Regions from separate parts of the Homo sapiens genome. Here region 2 is linked to region 1. The links are chromatin contacts, found by Hi-C or POLR2A ChIA-PET in ENCODE. All regions are on one chromosome and are shown on one strand. The core of a region is the stretch at or near the end of the contact, and the rest is flanking DNA. Distances in the headings are between cores, read along the strand shown. Region 1 overlaps AKNA (AT-hook transcription factor). Region 2 overlaps TNFSF8 (TNF superfamily member 8).

What was found. A loop is a pair of places that touch in the nucleus more often than their neighbours do. ChIA-PET counts read pairs that join two places held with the same protein, here RNA polymerase II (POLR2A). Pooled maps may share reads with other maps.
Region 2: a pooled map shows a loop between it and region 1 (2.0-fold over the local background). The contact joins two enhancer-like sites. A Hi-C loop is called at or near these places in 2 of 168 maps with a recorded cell type or tissue (both naive thymus-derived CD4-positive, alpha-beta T cell), 1 of 37 single-sample maps with no recorded cell type and 10 of 50 pooled maps. POLR2A ChIA-PET finds 5 or more read pairs at or near these places in 3 of 52 experiments (CD4-positive, alpha-beta memory T cell, activated CD4-positive, alpha-beta T cell and activated naive CD4-positive, alpha-beta T cell).

Annotation. Positions count from the first base shown.
Region 1 is chr9:114,370,465-114,377,793 of GRCh38, forward strand. It overlaps AKNA (AT-hook transcription factor), which reads right to left. Exons shown (of 22, transcript NM_001317950.2): 3 at 6,002-7,068; 4 at 3,629-3,703. Among named protein-coding and RNA genes, the nearest start is that of AKNA, 14 kb to the right of the region's middle. Within about 2 kb of position 2,712, at least 25 of the 41 ENCODE cell types and tissues checked have a DNase peak (open chromatin) inside an H3K27ac peak, as active enhancers do.
Region 2 is chr9:114,896,047-114,903,564 of GRCh38, forward strand. It overlaps TNFSF8 (TNF superfamily member 8), which reads right to left. Exons shown (of 4, transcript NM_001244.4): 4 at 5,099-7,518. Among named protein-coding and RNA genes, the nearest start is that of TNFSF8, 31 kb to the right of the region's middle. Within about 2 kb of position 2,890, at least 9 of the 41 ENCODE cell types and tissues checked have a DNase peak (open chromatin) inside an H3K27ac peak, as active enhancers do.

The DNA of each region.
Region 1 (7,329 bases), core at 1,462-3,961:
AGGAGTTTGAAGCAGAGAAGCCCAAAACCTGAGCAGATGCCCAGGCAGAGCGATGAGGTGGGGAGTGGCGGTGGGGGTGGGGGTGGCAGCTGCAGCTGCTCCGGCCAGGCCCTCCCAGGGCTGGTCTCTCTGGACACAGCCAGGGTGTCCCGGGTGCTCCCCAAGGCTGGATTCACTCCCTTGGGGGATTCTGTGAAAGGTGAATCAGGATTCTGTGAAGGGAGGACTAGTGAATTTGGGAAACATTGGGTTAAACAAATGAATATTCTCTGCACAGATGGATTTCTCTCAGCCTTTAAAATGCTAATGGGCTTTATGAATGGGGAGGGAGGGGAGGAGGAAGAGAGAGAGGAAGATGTTTCCCCAACTCATCTGCATACAGAAGCCTCCCCCTCCCCCCATCCCCACCCAGGGGCTTCTAGACCAACTTGCAGCCATCAGAACACACTGAAAAGAGGTGGTTTTACATCATCTCCGTAATTCCTTCTTGGGTAATTTCTGGTCACCTCAGCTCTTCCAGATCCCTCTTCAGCTGAGATGGAGGAACAGGGGCTGGGGGGGAGGTGGCAACATGGCAGCAAATGCAGTGAGATCACTATAAACCCTGGCCAGAGGCCAGTGTAGAGAACAGAGCCCACCAGTGACTCCTGACCAGTCCTGGCTCCCTGCCCCACAGCTGGGCTCCCTGGTCCTGCCCCAACCCCAAGGCTCCAGACCCATCGGTGTTCCTGGGCCAGGCCTCCCCAGCTGCAGATCCCGCAACTACCAAGTCTAGTTCTGCTAGAGTGTGGTGTCACTCGTGGGCTTCAGAGCTAGGCTGCCGAGTTCCAACTCCTGCTCTGGCACCTACTTGTTGAATGATCTTGGTCAAGTTATTTAACCTCTCTGTGCCTCAGCTTCCCCAACTGCAAATTATTTAAGAGAGTGGTCCATAAACATCACCTATGACCATTCTTATTACTATAACAGTCATCAATCCACCTCATCCCTATGCCTGTCTCCACACCCAGTGCCAGGGCCTGAGTGCCAGGGCTTACCCAGGCATGAGGAAAGAAACACCTGTTCTGGAATCAGGGAGATGTAGGTTTCAGTCCCAGCTTTGCCTGTTGCACCAGCTGTGGGATGTTGAGCAAACCATTCCACCTGGCTGTGCCTTGGTGTGTGTGTGGAGGGGCTCAAATATGACCCTGAAGCTGGGGTGGGATACCTGTTGCTGCTCAGTGAATGTCAATCTCCTTCCTATGGGTCCCCATCCATTGCTGTCCACCTACCCACCATGCCTAGCCTGGGTGTCCAGCGCAACATCCCCAGCGCGGCTCCCTCCCAGGTGGGTCCAGCCCTCCCCCGTGGGCTCTGAGCAGAGTGAAATGGCTCGGTGGGTTCTGAGGACTGCCTCTGAACTCGTGGGTTCTGAGCAGAAGACCATCCTGGGGTCTCTCCAGCCTTCGGGGTAGAGTGCACAGAGGTCCAGATGGAGTGAGGCACTGGCCAGCTGGAATCTCAGCTCCCCTCAAGCCCCATGGACCCAGAGTGAATCCCCTCCCTGTTCCGGGGCTCTGTGTTCTCTTCTGCACATAGGAGCTGCAAGCCTGCCATGTACTGTTCCTTCAGGGCAGCTGTGAGATGGGGTTGGGCAGGAGATGATAGTATCATCCTGCTTCCTTCCGGTAGAGCCCTGAATGGTGCTCACACTTCTTGAGGCTGAGAGAGGGGTTGGGGGAGGGAGCAGAGCCCTCGGGCCAAGCAATCATTTTTCCAGAAAGCGGGAGTGAGTGAGCTGGCACAGAACCATTTCTGGCCTCTCCTGTGACACCCTCACACACATGAGCCAGGGGTCTGGGTGCTGGCCAGGGCAGGGTGACTACACATGGGGGGGACCCTGAGTCCTACTGGGTCAAGGGAGCACCCACGAGAGGAGATACCCCAGCTGTGCTCCCCCGTGTCCACCCCCGCCTGTCACTGTGGCTGGCACACAAGAGGCCTGGCAGTAAACACCTTTATAATATTCCCTAACTCTTACAAAGTGCCTGCCTAGTGCCAGGTAAATGCTTTCTGTATACTGACTCATGCCCTTAAACGAGTGCAGGAGGAAGGAAGGGAGGAGGGAGGGTGCAGACGCTCCACGCCTCCAGCCCCCGCCACTCCATGACCTTCAGAGGCCCCTATCCCAACGGGAGCCCCAGTTTCCCAATCTGCCAAATGGGGAAGCCCAAGTGTTTGGGTCTGATGACCAGTTCCTTTCTCCTTGGACCTACTTGGAGTCTGCAGCCATGGGAATGTGGTTTCCCCAGAGAGGATGACCTAACAAAGCCCCTTCCCTCCCTTTCCCAACTCCCCCGTCTCTTCCAACCCTGGATCTGGCTCAGTGGTTCAGAAAGCTGGAAGGAGCCTGCTTGGCTCCCAGGAGGAAGTCTGATTAGCCCCTCTTTTACAGATGTGCCCGATGAGGCCAAGAGGGAAGGGTCCTGCCTGTGCCAGGCAGCAGGTGTGGGGACGCAGCGGGGGGGGGGGGGGTCCTGGTCCTAGAACAGGCCCCCTTCCATTTCCTCACCACAGTGGCCTCCGCCCACCTGCCCCGGAAGTGCCTCTCGACATTGAGAGCAGCAGCTGTGGCAGGGGCAGGGTCCTGGAGCATGACAGGGGGAGGCACTGGGGCATCTGCATCTCTGCACCTCAGCTCCCACATCCTCCTCTACTGCTGCCTGATGAGGCAAGAGGAGGGCACAGCAAAAGCAGGAAGCCACGAGGGGCCGCACAGGTCCCACTTCCTGCCTCACTCAGAAAAGAGGAAGGTGCAGAATTCACAGCCTCCTCCGAAGACGGGGTGGGGGCTGGGGTGGTGGGTTCCCCCTCTGCTCTCCTCCTGCCCCATACTGCTGTTCAGGGGAGGGGAGAGGCTGTGGTGAGGTGGTGGGGAGGGAGAAAGGCAAAGGTGTGATCCAGGAAGATTCAGGCCCAAAAAACAAGCACCAGGGGCTGAGCAGAAATTCTGTGTTACTCTTTTGAGGCTCACAGAGCCCAAGTAACGTCCTTAAGGTCACACAGCTGGTTAGCAATGGAGCCAGGAGTCGAACCCAGGTGGTCTTACTCCAGAACCCATCTAGAAGGAGAGAGATTCTCATGAAATTCCTGGGCTCATGGTAGCTCAGGCCTGTAATCCCAGCAGCACTTTGGGAGGCTGAGGCAGGAGGATCACTTGAGCCCAGGAGTTCAAGACCAGCTTGGGCAACAAAGTAAGACCCCGTCTCTACAAAACATTGAAAAAAAAAAAATTAGCAGGGAATAGTGATGACTGCCTGCATTCCCAGCTACCAGGGAGGCTGAAGCAAGAGGATCCCTTGAGCCCAGGAGGTTGAGATTGCAGTAAGTTACGACCATGCCACTGCACTCCAGCCTAGGTGACAGAGCAAGACCCTGACTCAAAAAAAAAAAAAAAAAAAAAAGCCCAGGGAAGGCAAGGTCACTGCCCAAGGTCACAGAGGGACCTTGGGGTAGAAGAAAACTGGCGTTCCACTATCTCCAGGGCCTCAGTAGATGGAGGAGGCAGTGGCCTTTCTCTAGGACTATGGAAAAGTGTCACCTCCTCGGGGACTTGGGCCCATGCCTCCACCCCATCCCGGCCTGGTACCTTGGCCCCGAGGCGTAGCTGGTCAATGGTGTTCTCGGCCTCAGCGTACTTGGTGAGGAGCCTGTGGTAGTCTTCCTGCAGAAAGCGGGAGCAACACGGTCACATGCGCAGGCACACAATGAACCCCTCCTTGCTGGGAGACCCTGATAGCAAACCCCCTTCCATAAGGGCTTCTGGGTTCCTGAGAGGAAAGCATTCAATGGTGGGATCCGAGCTGAGCAATCTTCAGGCTTGTGTGCAACACAGACCCACCACGTTCAAGTTCTGGAGCATGAGAGGGCAGTGGGACAACTCTTCTACCCCCATGACAACGGGTCTAGACTGAGGGCCTCTGGCTGGTTTACCTTGATACATAACCCATGTCGCAGATGGCTGCCACTGTTTTATTTCTCCAAATGCCCTGCCCACCGGTTGGCTCTGTGGGGTGAGGCCCATATCTTTCTTTCCCCCTGCTGCACTGTCGGTGTTTAAGAAGCATGTGCTTAAGAAGTACCTGATTTTCAATGGCTAATTGAATGAATCACCCAAGAGTCCCATGGCAGAGAAATAGAAGACTTAAAATCACTGTTCCACCTACTCAGAGTCACTTATCTTAAACAAGTCCAAAGAACTTTATAAAAACAAGTCATTGCAGGAAAAAAGGAAAAGCATGTCACCTTTGAAGGATGTGAGGAACTGACTCCTTCTGAAAACGGGTCGGTAACTAAGTAAGTACCATTATGGGTCAGTAACGGTAACAGTAAAAGGACAGAACGGAACATCTCGCTGGCCCTTCCCATAGGAACAAGAACTTGGTAACCAAGTAGTTGATGAGGGACACTTTTACTTTTTAGCATATTTCCAGCAATTAATGCAGGAATGAGAGCATTAGCATACTACCACTTTGTCACCTCAAATGAAAGACTAGCCCAAGACAATGACCATCAGAGGCTGTCAAAATCACCAACAAGAGAGCAGCAGGCATCCTGTGCTTACTGAAGGAGGCACTCACGTGCTCTTGCCAAAACTCCCCACGCCCGTGGAGCTCATGGTCTGGAAGGGAAATGGTCATGTTTCTCCTCCAGACCACCAAAGCCTCTAGCTCAAAACCTAACAATATTCAAGAAAAAGAGGACAATGGGACGCATGAAAAGAGACCACAGCACATCAGCAAAGCCCAGACTGCGGACGACTCTGCAGGACAGACTGATTTCCGCAACAAATGAATTGCACGGCAGAAGTAAGAAGGAGGACGGACTAAGAGAGTAAAAGAGATCTGAAAAAGTAAATGCAAGAAAGAAAGAAAGAAAAAGACAAAGGGAGAGGACAGACTTGAAAGGCACCAAATGCAATATACAAGCCATGTTTGGATCCTGAGGCCCATGGACGGGAACGAATAAGCCATTTATGAGACACAGAGAGATCTGAATGCGGGTGTGATATTTGTTCATATTTAAGGACCTGGTGTTAACATTTAGGTGACCATGGTATGTGGTTATGTTTAATATAAGGTCTTTATCTTTAGACATACACACACTAACACATTTTTAGATAAAAGGATTGGATGCCTGAAATTTTGCTTCAAAATAATCTAGTGGGGGTGAATAGGGGAGAGGTAAGGCCACAGGCGAGAAAGGTTTTCGGGGCTGCTAATTGTGGATGCGGGGGGTAGGTACATGGGAGTGTATTCTACGATCTTCTCTCTTGTATATGTTTTAATTTTTTTATAGCAGAAGTTGAAAAGAAGCAAACAGATCATCCTTGAAACACGAGTACAATCACTGGTCTTTTTGAGCAAAGGGCTTGGGTGTATCTCAGGGCTCCAGGTACACCCTCCCTCCACCAGCAGGGAGTTCCTGGCCCAAACCCCAGGCCTCCCTACCGCAGCCAGCCTCTACCCCAGGGCTTCCTGCCCAAGCCAGCCTCCACCCCAGGCCTCCCCACCCCACCAGCCTCTATCCCAGGGCTCTCCACCTCAGCCAGCCTCCACCCCAGGCCTCCCCACCCCACCAGCCTCTATCCCAGGGCTTCCTACCCCAGCCAGCCTCCACCCCAGGCCTCCCCACCCCACCAGCCTCTATCCCAGGGCTTCCTACCCCAGCCAGCCTCCACCCCAGGCCTCCCCACCCCACCAGGCTCTACCCCAGGGCTCCCCACCCCAGGCCTCCCCACCCCACTGGCCTCCATCCCAGGGCTTCCCACCCTAGCCAGCCTCCACCCCAGGCCTCCCCACCCCACCAGCCTCCGTCCTAGGGCTTCCCACCCCAGCCAGGCTCTATCCCAGGCCTCTCCACCCCAGCCAGCCTCTACTCCAGGCCTCCCCACCCCAATTAGCCTCCACCCCAAGCCAACAGGGGCCTTGGTGACACATCCACAGCCATGAGTCCCACTAACCTGGAGCTGATGGACCAGCTCAGTGGCTTGCTCAGGCGTCTGAAATTCTTGGGGTACCCTGGTGATAGGGTGGGCAGGAGGCGTGTCCTTTGCCAGGGCTGCTTCTCCACTGCTCAACAGCACCTCCTGCACAATCTCAGCTGGAGACTTGAAGATGAGGGGCCTGGCAGGGGCCTGAGGCTTCCTGTTGTGGCTTCTGGACTTGGGGGGACGGTAGCTCTCATCTTTGGGGAATCTCACCCGGGGCCCTACCTTGGAGAAATCAGGGAGTGGGTAGTTCAACTGCCCCCGGCCATACTTGGGGGCATTAGAAGAGGAGCGGCCAGCCAGAGTGGCTCCCTGTCTGGGCAGCGGCCTGCCCTGCCGCGTTGGCCTGGGCTGGGGATTCAGGGGGCTGATGGAGCCAATGAATCGGGAAGGGAGTGGCTTAGGTGACGTCTTTGTCTGCTTCCAGATGTGTTCCTTGGGCTGAGGGCAGAAGAATCTGGTCGTTTCTCTCCTCCATCTATCTGTGGCATGCTGCGGACTCTGGGCTGGGGGAGCTGAGGAGTCCTGGAATTCCATGGGGGTTGCCCGAGCAACACTGCCTCCAGTTCTGCCATCTGGGCTTAGGAGGTGGTGGCTGGGGCCCTCTGGCAAGGTTTCTGCCAGGGCAGTGGGCTGGGGGCCATCGGTCTCTCCTTCCCAGGTAGAATCAAGGCTGTCACTAGGGTGGTCGAGGCTCACTGTCCCACTGCTCCAGGACCTTGCCGGGCTGAGTTCAACGGATGGGTTGACCTCGGAATGTTCAGAAAGTTTGTCCCCACTGGCTTGTTCGCCAGAAGCCACCCAGCCCCTGGCCTGACCATGCCCAAGAGCCATGGGGCTGGTGTTTCCATGGCCTTCCAAGCTGAGACCAGCCTCATACCCCAACCTTGAGGAGCTCTCTCCAGCCTCCTCAACCTCCAGACTTCCGAGGGTCCCATCTGGCTCCTCTTCAGTCATGTCCAGCTGACGGCCCTGCTGGGGGAGCCAGGCAAGAGGCTCATGGGAACTTGCTGGGCTGTCCACATCCTCTGCTTCAGCCTCTGGAAAGACAGGCCATTCACTTCTTAGCATATACCAGCTCTGCACCCACCTTGTAACTTACCCTAAGTCACTTCAACTCTCTGGCTTCCATTTCCTCATCACGTGGGGATGGAAAGAATCCCAAGGTGGTGGTAGACTTAGCCAAGTGCTTGTCTGATACCTGATCTGATTATCTCAGAGGTCCTTCAAACTCAAACTCAAACCCAAACCCGGTGGATGGTCCCTCCAGTGTCTCCCATCTCAGCAGACGGCAACACCAT
Region 2 (7,518 bases), core at 1,640-4,139, 530 kb after region 1:
TAAGCAGCAGACAAGGAAGACCAAGCCAATTCATGAAAGTCCACTTGGGGGAAACAGAGAAACATAACGGATTACCAGCAATCTTCTCCACTTACCAGAAAAAGTCAACCAACTAGTGTTCTTCAGATTGTAAGGTGCACCTGAATCTCTTGGATCATATTAAAATGCAGATTCTGTTCCAGTTTTTAGGTATGTATGAGATGCCTGCATTTTTAACAAGCTCTCTGGTGATACCAGGCACCAGGACATAACAGCAAAGATTTAAACCACTGACTCTTAATATTTGGCTTAAATTTGGGAGCTTAAAATAATCCTGATGCCTGGGTTCTAAATCCAGAGATTCTAATTTAATTGCTCTAGGAAGTGGCCTGGGATTTCAGGATTCTAAGGTATACCAAGGTTTGATTTAAACTTTCTAGTGTATTTCAAAATATCTAGAAGAGAGGATTTTGAATGTTCTCACCTCAAAGAAATAACTGTTTAAAGTAAGGGATATGTTCACTATTGCACAATGTATACATGTATTGAAATATCACACTGTGCTACCTAAATATGTACACTATTTTTGTGTCAATCAAAAATAAAATAAAACTTAAAAAACTTTCTAAGGTTAATCTCACTATTTCTAATCACAAAATGACTAGAATAGCATATAGATATCTCAGAGATAGGAAGGGTGATGGATTCTACAGCAAATATACCACACCTTGCTCAGAAAAGGGGTTCAATAAAGTAAGCAAAGATTTATTTTTTTTTCCTTCCATGTTCTCAGATGGCACAGGTAGATTCTGCTTTCTAAAAATTTCACCTTTCTCTAATAGGCATTCTTATCTCCTGAGCCCTGAAAATTCTTTTTTTCTTTCTTTTTTTTTGAGATTGAGTTTCACTCTTGTTGCCCAGGCTGGAGTTGCAGTGGTGCAATCTCGGCTCACTGCAACCTCCTTCTCCTGGGTTCAAGCGATTCTCCTGCCTCAGCCTCCCGAGTAGCTGGGATTACAGGCATGTGCCACCACGCCTGGCTAATTTTGATTTTTAGTAGAGACGGGGTTTCTCCATGTTGGTCAGGCTGGTCTCGAACCCCTGACCTCAAGTGATCCACCCACCTTGCCCTCCCAAAGTGCTGGCATTACAGGCATAAGCCACTGTCCCCGGCCTGAAAATTATTTCTAAGAAAAATAGAGGCTTTCAATGAACATTTCCATATTTTGAAAAGAACTGTTTTTTTTTTTCTTTTGTTTTGGTATGGCTTGATATCTTTTCCTTAAAACGGACTTATGTTTAAAGTGGTTTTCTTTGATTATTCATTTAAGAAATATGTATTGAATGGCCATCTACTATGTCCTAGGAATTGGGCTGGGCTGTGATTACCCAGTGCTAAATAAGATTGGTAGGGTTCCTGCCTTCTGGGAATTTGAATGTTGGAGAGGAATGATAGAGAGAACCAGGGGTGAAGGGTAAAGTGTCATGCAATTAACGATGGGGAAGCATGGAAGGTGACAGCAAGGCATTAAGTGAAGCCAGCAGAGTCAGGAAGACTTCTCTGAGGAGGTGACATTGAAATGGAAATCAGAACAATGATAGGAGTTAATCAGGCAAAAGAGTGTGACAGGAGTATCCTAGGCAGAAGGAAAATTATCTGCAAGCTTCTGGTGGCTAGGCAGAGCATGGAAGATTGGAGGAACTGGAAGGAGTGCAATGTGATTTGATCATAGAGCACAAGGAGGTGGGGCTGAGCACAAAACTAGAGAGACATTCAGGAGATAGATAGGGAGAGACCTGGTGGAAAGAGCTTAGAGTTTAGGAAGGCTATGTTCATAGTGACTGGAGCGTGGAATGTGGAGTTAGGCAAACTTGGTCTTAAATCCCAACTCTACCGTCCATTGACTGTGACATTGGCCATGCTCCTCAACATCGCAGACTCTCAATGTCCTTATATAAAGAATGGGGATAATGATGCCTATTTTTTTTTTTTTTGAGGAAGAGTCTTGTTCTGTTGCCCAGGCTGGAGTGCAGTGACATGATCTCAGCTCACTGCAACCTCTGCCTCCTGGGTTCACACAATTCTCCTGCCTCAGCCTCCCAAGTAGCTGTGATTACAGGCGCACACCACCATGCCCAGCTAATTTTTTGTATTTTTAGTAGAGACAAGGTTTCACTATGTTGGCCAGACTGGTCTCGAACTCCTGATCTCATGATCCGCCCGCCTCGACCTCCCAAAGTGCTGGGATTACAGGCCTGAGCCACCGTGCCTGGCTCAATGATGCCTATTTCGTTGGATTGCTTTGAAGATTAAATAAGTGAGTGCAGGAAAAGTCATAACATGTAAGAGCTTGATAAATGGTTATTATCACTATCAATTCCAAGAACAATCGGGAGATGCTATTGCTGTCTGGAGATGGGATTTATAAGGAGTAAGACTGGAGGCAGTGCTGTGAGTTAGGAGGTATTGAGAGTGGTGGCTGGAACTAGGAAACTGGAGGAATTAGTTGGGTGTTAATTGAGTAGGAAGTGAGAAGAAGGATATTCAGAGACTGAGATAGTCCTTGAGATTTGGAATGTAGGAATAGTGTTAAGTTCAGGATGAGTATGGTGGGGTTGGTTTGTACATAATGGTGAGGTCAGTTTGTACATGTTGTTATTATATTCATGAGGAATCAGTTGCAGAGAACAGACTTCGCGTTAGCTTGTTTGGCAGGAAGGGGTTTATCACAGGGTGTTAAATGGCTTGTAGAATTGTCAGGAGGTCTGAGGAAACAGAATCGAGATTGAGCTTTCAGGAGAAACCTATAATGCGACTCCTAGGAACTGGGCTGCTATAGTAGCTGCTGTCTCTTCAATAATCTTGCAATCAGGAAGCCTGCCCCTCTAGAACCACAAAACTGCTGCCGCGAACAGGAAACCACTACAATCAGGAAGCCGCTACTGCTGCCGGGCTCCAGAACCAGTGCACATCTGCAACAGACTACATCAGCAGAACGGATGCTTCTCCCCCACCACCTAGGCTCACCCCAACTACTAAGCTCGTATTTGAACATGAAAACCTCTGCAAACGAAGCTGCAGAAAAACCAAACACCTCCACAGCTGTCCTTGCTAGCTGGATGGACAAACATTCCAAAATTCTGTCCATTTCAGACTAAATAATACTAGAGCCTGAGCTGCAAAAGAATAAGGAAAGTATATTTTTAGCATTCCAACATGTGGAGCAGGAGAAGGCACACTAGAATAGTATTTTGGAAATGTGGGTTGTGACTTAAGAGAGCATCATAAAATCAATTCAGGTCTTCACAGTAAGTTATTATTTTTTTTTTTTTTTCTTAGTCCTCGTTGGCAACATGACCTTTCTTCTTCTGGGTCATGGTAGAAAAAAAACCTGGAAAGTCATTATACTATACATTGAGTGACAATCTTCCATCGCAGAGTTTCAGGGGAGAATTGTGAGAAGAGCCCATGAGGAATACAGACATTTGATCTTGGGGGAGAAATCTTCTGGAGCTGTGCTTGTCCTTCATGCTTTCTGGTGTTTGTTTACTCTCCAGGAAGAGAGCTAGATCCAGGGAAGCCCCAGAGTGCATTGAAAGGCATGTTTCAAACCTATGCTAATGAGGGCTGATTTCGCAGTGGCTTGGCAGAGCTGTAGCACATACCATGTTGGATTGTAAACTGACCTGGCACTCACTGGCACTTGGGATATGTGTGTTGAATGAATGTACAGAGCAGAGAAGTACTTAGAAAGTATGGAAGGAGCCATTCAGATTCCAGAGACTAAGCTCCAGGTCATGAGCTCTGATCACAGAGGTGTCTAAACCCTCGCTAGCCATGGTTAACTCAGTGTCTTTGTGACACCATTTATAATTTTCCAAGAGTATTTTTGCTGTATAGAAAAATGGCAACTAGGGGTGGGAGGTGTGCAAGAAGAAGATGTGCTTATTGTAGCTTTGTGTGTAACAGCAAAAACCTAAAAGCAAATTAAATGTTCTTGCATAGAAGAATGGACAAACTATGGTATATTCAAACAATTAAATATATAGTAGTTACTCTACAATAACTCTACTATCTAATTCCTTCTCAGAATCTCCAGTCACATAAAGGATGGCTCAGAGAATAGCCTAGTGCCCTAAGAGGTTTTGATGTGGACAAGAACTAAAAGGAGGAAGTGCTGAGGGAAGCTGGCAGAATCTGTCAGACAAGGGAGCCTCCCACAATTCCAGGAATACCACTTATTCTGGGATGGAAGGGACAAACCCTTAAATTAAGAGGATGGAGAAGTCAGCCTGTATCATCTCTAGAACACTCCTGAGAGATCTGCCAGGCTTGATGGAAGTCCCATTGGTTGGAAGCCCAGCAGGGAGCAGACACTTGCGAAGTCCTCGAGTGTGGTTAGTGAGAGAGCTGGCATTTGAGCCCAGTCTCATATTCCAATCTCCATTATTTCCCACCAGCCTTGATAGGGCCTCCTATAGCCTTTCTGCAATTCCTCAGGTCACGTCTTTCCAACCTTACTTTGGACAGTCCCCACATTTGGAGGTTTCCTCTGCTCTTCCCTGCTCTCGCCCCGGTCACTCTGGGATGGTGATTTGAATGTGAGACACAGGTGGTCTCTATCCTCTATAGACTCAGTACATGGTCAATATATGATTCAGAAAAGGGTTAGAGGCCAGGTGTGGTTGCTCACGCCTGTAATCCTAGCTCTTTGAGAGGCCATGGTGGGCAGATTGCTTGAGGTCAGGAGTTCGAGATCAGCCTGGCCAACATGGTGAAATCCCGTCTCTACTAAAAACGCAAAAATCAGCTGGGTGTGGTGGTGCGTGCCTGTAGTCCCAGCTACTCAGGAGGCTGAGGTAGGAGGATCACTTGAACCCAGGAAGGGGAGGCTGCAGTGAGCCAAGATAGCACCACTCCACTCCAGTTTGGATGACTCTACATTGACTTGTTATGTTTTTGTGAGCTCACTTACCATCTTCCTCTACAAGTTCTGCAAGTACACTGAGTGTGTGTGTGTGTGTGTGTGGTGGGGAGGTGGGGTTCAGAGGGTAGGAGCAAGGGAAGGAGCTCAAGTTGAGTTTTTACCAAAGAGGCATATGTTTTAGGTAGCCTGAGTTCCCAGTTAGATAAATTATTTATTTTACTTGCATAGATATCATTTTACTCATGGAGTATCATTTGCTCATAACATTCCCAGGGGCTGGTTAACCCTCAAGAGTAACAGAATTTAGTTTTAAACTTCCTGGGTTGCCTACTCCCTACATATCTATCAGTTGAGTTATTAATGATTATTCTCTTTTTTTGTTTGTTTGGTTACATTATTCATTTAAATGATGTACCCCTTGTGTCTTTAGGTGTTGGCTTTCTTAGCATTGCTTGACAGAGACTGAGATTAGAAACCACTCACAGTGCAAAAGTCAGGTACCTCTGCTCAGAGAACAGTTGGTGAAAAATGAAAATGGAATCTTTCTCGAGTTAGAATGTGAGATGGCAAAAAAATTGCTTAGTTAACACACAGTTGGGTTGCATATACCTTTTCAAGAATGCATGAGTTGGTTTAAGCAAGATTCATTTGTCCTATGCAGTTAGTGTGTGACTCAAATGCCAGCCATTTCCCTGTTTTTTTAGCCTTGAGTCTCAAAGTCTGTTTTGTTTTTTACCACAGACCATTTGGCTTGCTGAATTCAACACCTCTTCCAATGCCTGCTTCTCCCAAAGAATCTACTCACAGAAAGAGTTAAAGAGAAATGTAGACTTTACTAAATATTTCATAGAGGAGACCTAGGAGGAGGTTGACACAGCACACTGCTCAGCAGATGACTTAAAATTTTCCCTTAGCCATTTTTGTTCTCTCAAGTCCCTTTCATCCATACCACCACTGCTGATTTGTTCTTTCTTTTTTTCTTTTAAATCTTTTCTAGCTTTCCTTCTGACAAACTTTGCTGGAGTCCTACTCCTTTTCTCTCCTTCTTGAGAAAAATGCAAATTTTGCTCCATGTTTTGGTATAGCAGGGAAGCTTCCATCTTTTTTTACTGAAGCATAACATCAGGGCCTACATTCCATCTCAAACGGCTTGTCAAGGTCCTTCCACAAATAAGATGTTCCTCCAAAGATGATGTACAGATGCCAAGTTGGATATAGCTAGAGAAATCTCATGGCTACCCCAATCAGGAGAGAGGTTGCTGTTTCTCAGAAGTCCTCCTCCCCACTTCCAGGGTCATCATTGTCTCTCAACAACTTTGTGGGGATATAAAAACCCTCGCGGAACTGGTTTTCTGAGAGGTGTTTGAAGCAGGAATATATTATGCAGGGGATGGAGCAGCCATTCCCTGGCTAGATGACCACATCACTGTTGCACACTGATTGTTTGCTAAAGGCACAATGCTTTCCTGACCAGAAATGAAAAATGCCTGCTGCTCAATTATTGTCAATCTAACTGGAATAGAGTCAGGCCTCGTCAGATGGTTTCCCAAACACCCAGATGGTCTCTTAGATTCTGGATGGTCAGTGTGGTAGTTCTTTCCATTACATCCTTGAGATCCTGCTGTTCACACCATTCAGCAGGGCACCCTGAACCTTGTCCCCATATTCTGGCTCTGCTGAGATGAGATGCAGTCAGGTGTTACTAGTGTCTTCAATTATATACTGGGGTAGGGGGGCCTTATTTTGGTTGGAGAGCTTCCAAAATTGTGTCTGGAATCTCAGTTCCCAGGGTCTGGTCTTCTGAGATGGAAGAGGTTTTGAAGCAATTCAAACCCAGTCCTTTCATTTTCTAGACTTGGATCCTGAGTTCCAGGGAGGGGAAGGTATAGTGAATTCTTATAATTTTATGTTGCCTTGGCAACCATTTTGTATACAAGTTTAATTTCTCATACCAGAAGCCGGGCTTAGTCACCCTTGATATGGGTTTCTGGTTCTATACCACACCTCTGGCCAGAGACAAGAACTTAGAGGCATCTTTCCTGCCTAGCAGACTGGATTCCCCACTTCTCTGTTGCTTCCTTCAGACAGACCATTCAGGCATTTGCCAGTGAATTGAGAGTGACCACACCCTATTTCTTTACCTACATTGTTAACTGTCTTGCTGTCTCTGTCTGACTTCTTATTCCTGCCTCATGTAACCTAGAGAAGGAGGACTGCCCTTCAGACTCATTATGCCCTTTCTGTCCAGGATCTGTAAGTAAAAGTCTTTGAACTTGTTTTCCATTGTGGTGGTGTATTAAATTTGTGCTTTCCATCTCAGGAACAGGGGGCTGTCCCAGCCTGGTTTTCCCTGGGGGTTCCTAGGGGTGGGGTCATATGGAGTACAAGATCAGCCTCCTAGTGCCAGAGTGACAGTCAGACAGGCATAAACTGGGCATGGTTCAGTCACAAGTGTATCTGCCAGTATAGGGAAGTTTCCTGTGTGAGAGAGTCCTTGATCGCGACTTGGACAACTAAGTATTAGGCCATCTGCAGATAAAAGAAGTATCCCGTGAAGGGCACAGTGTAAACACTCACACCCAGCTCCCCTTCATTTCCCATTAGGGCAGAG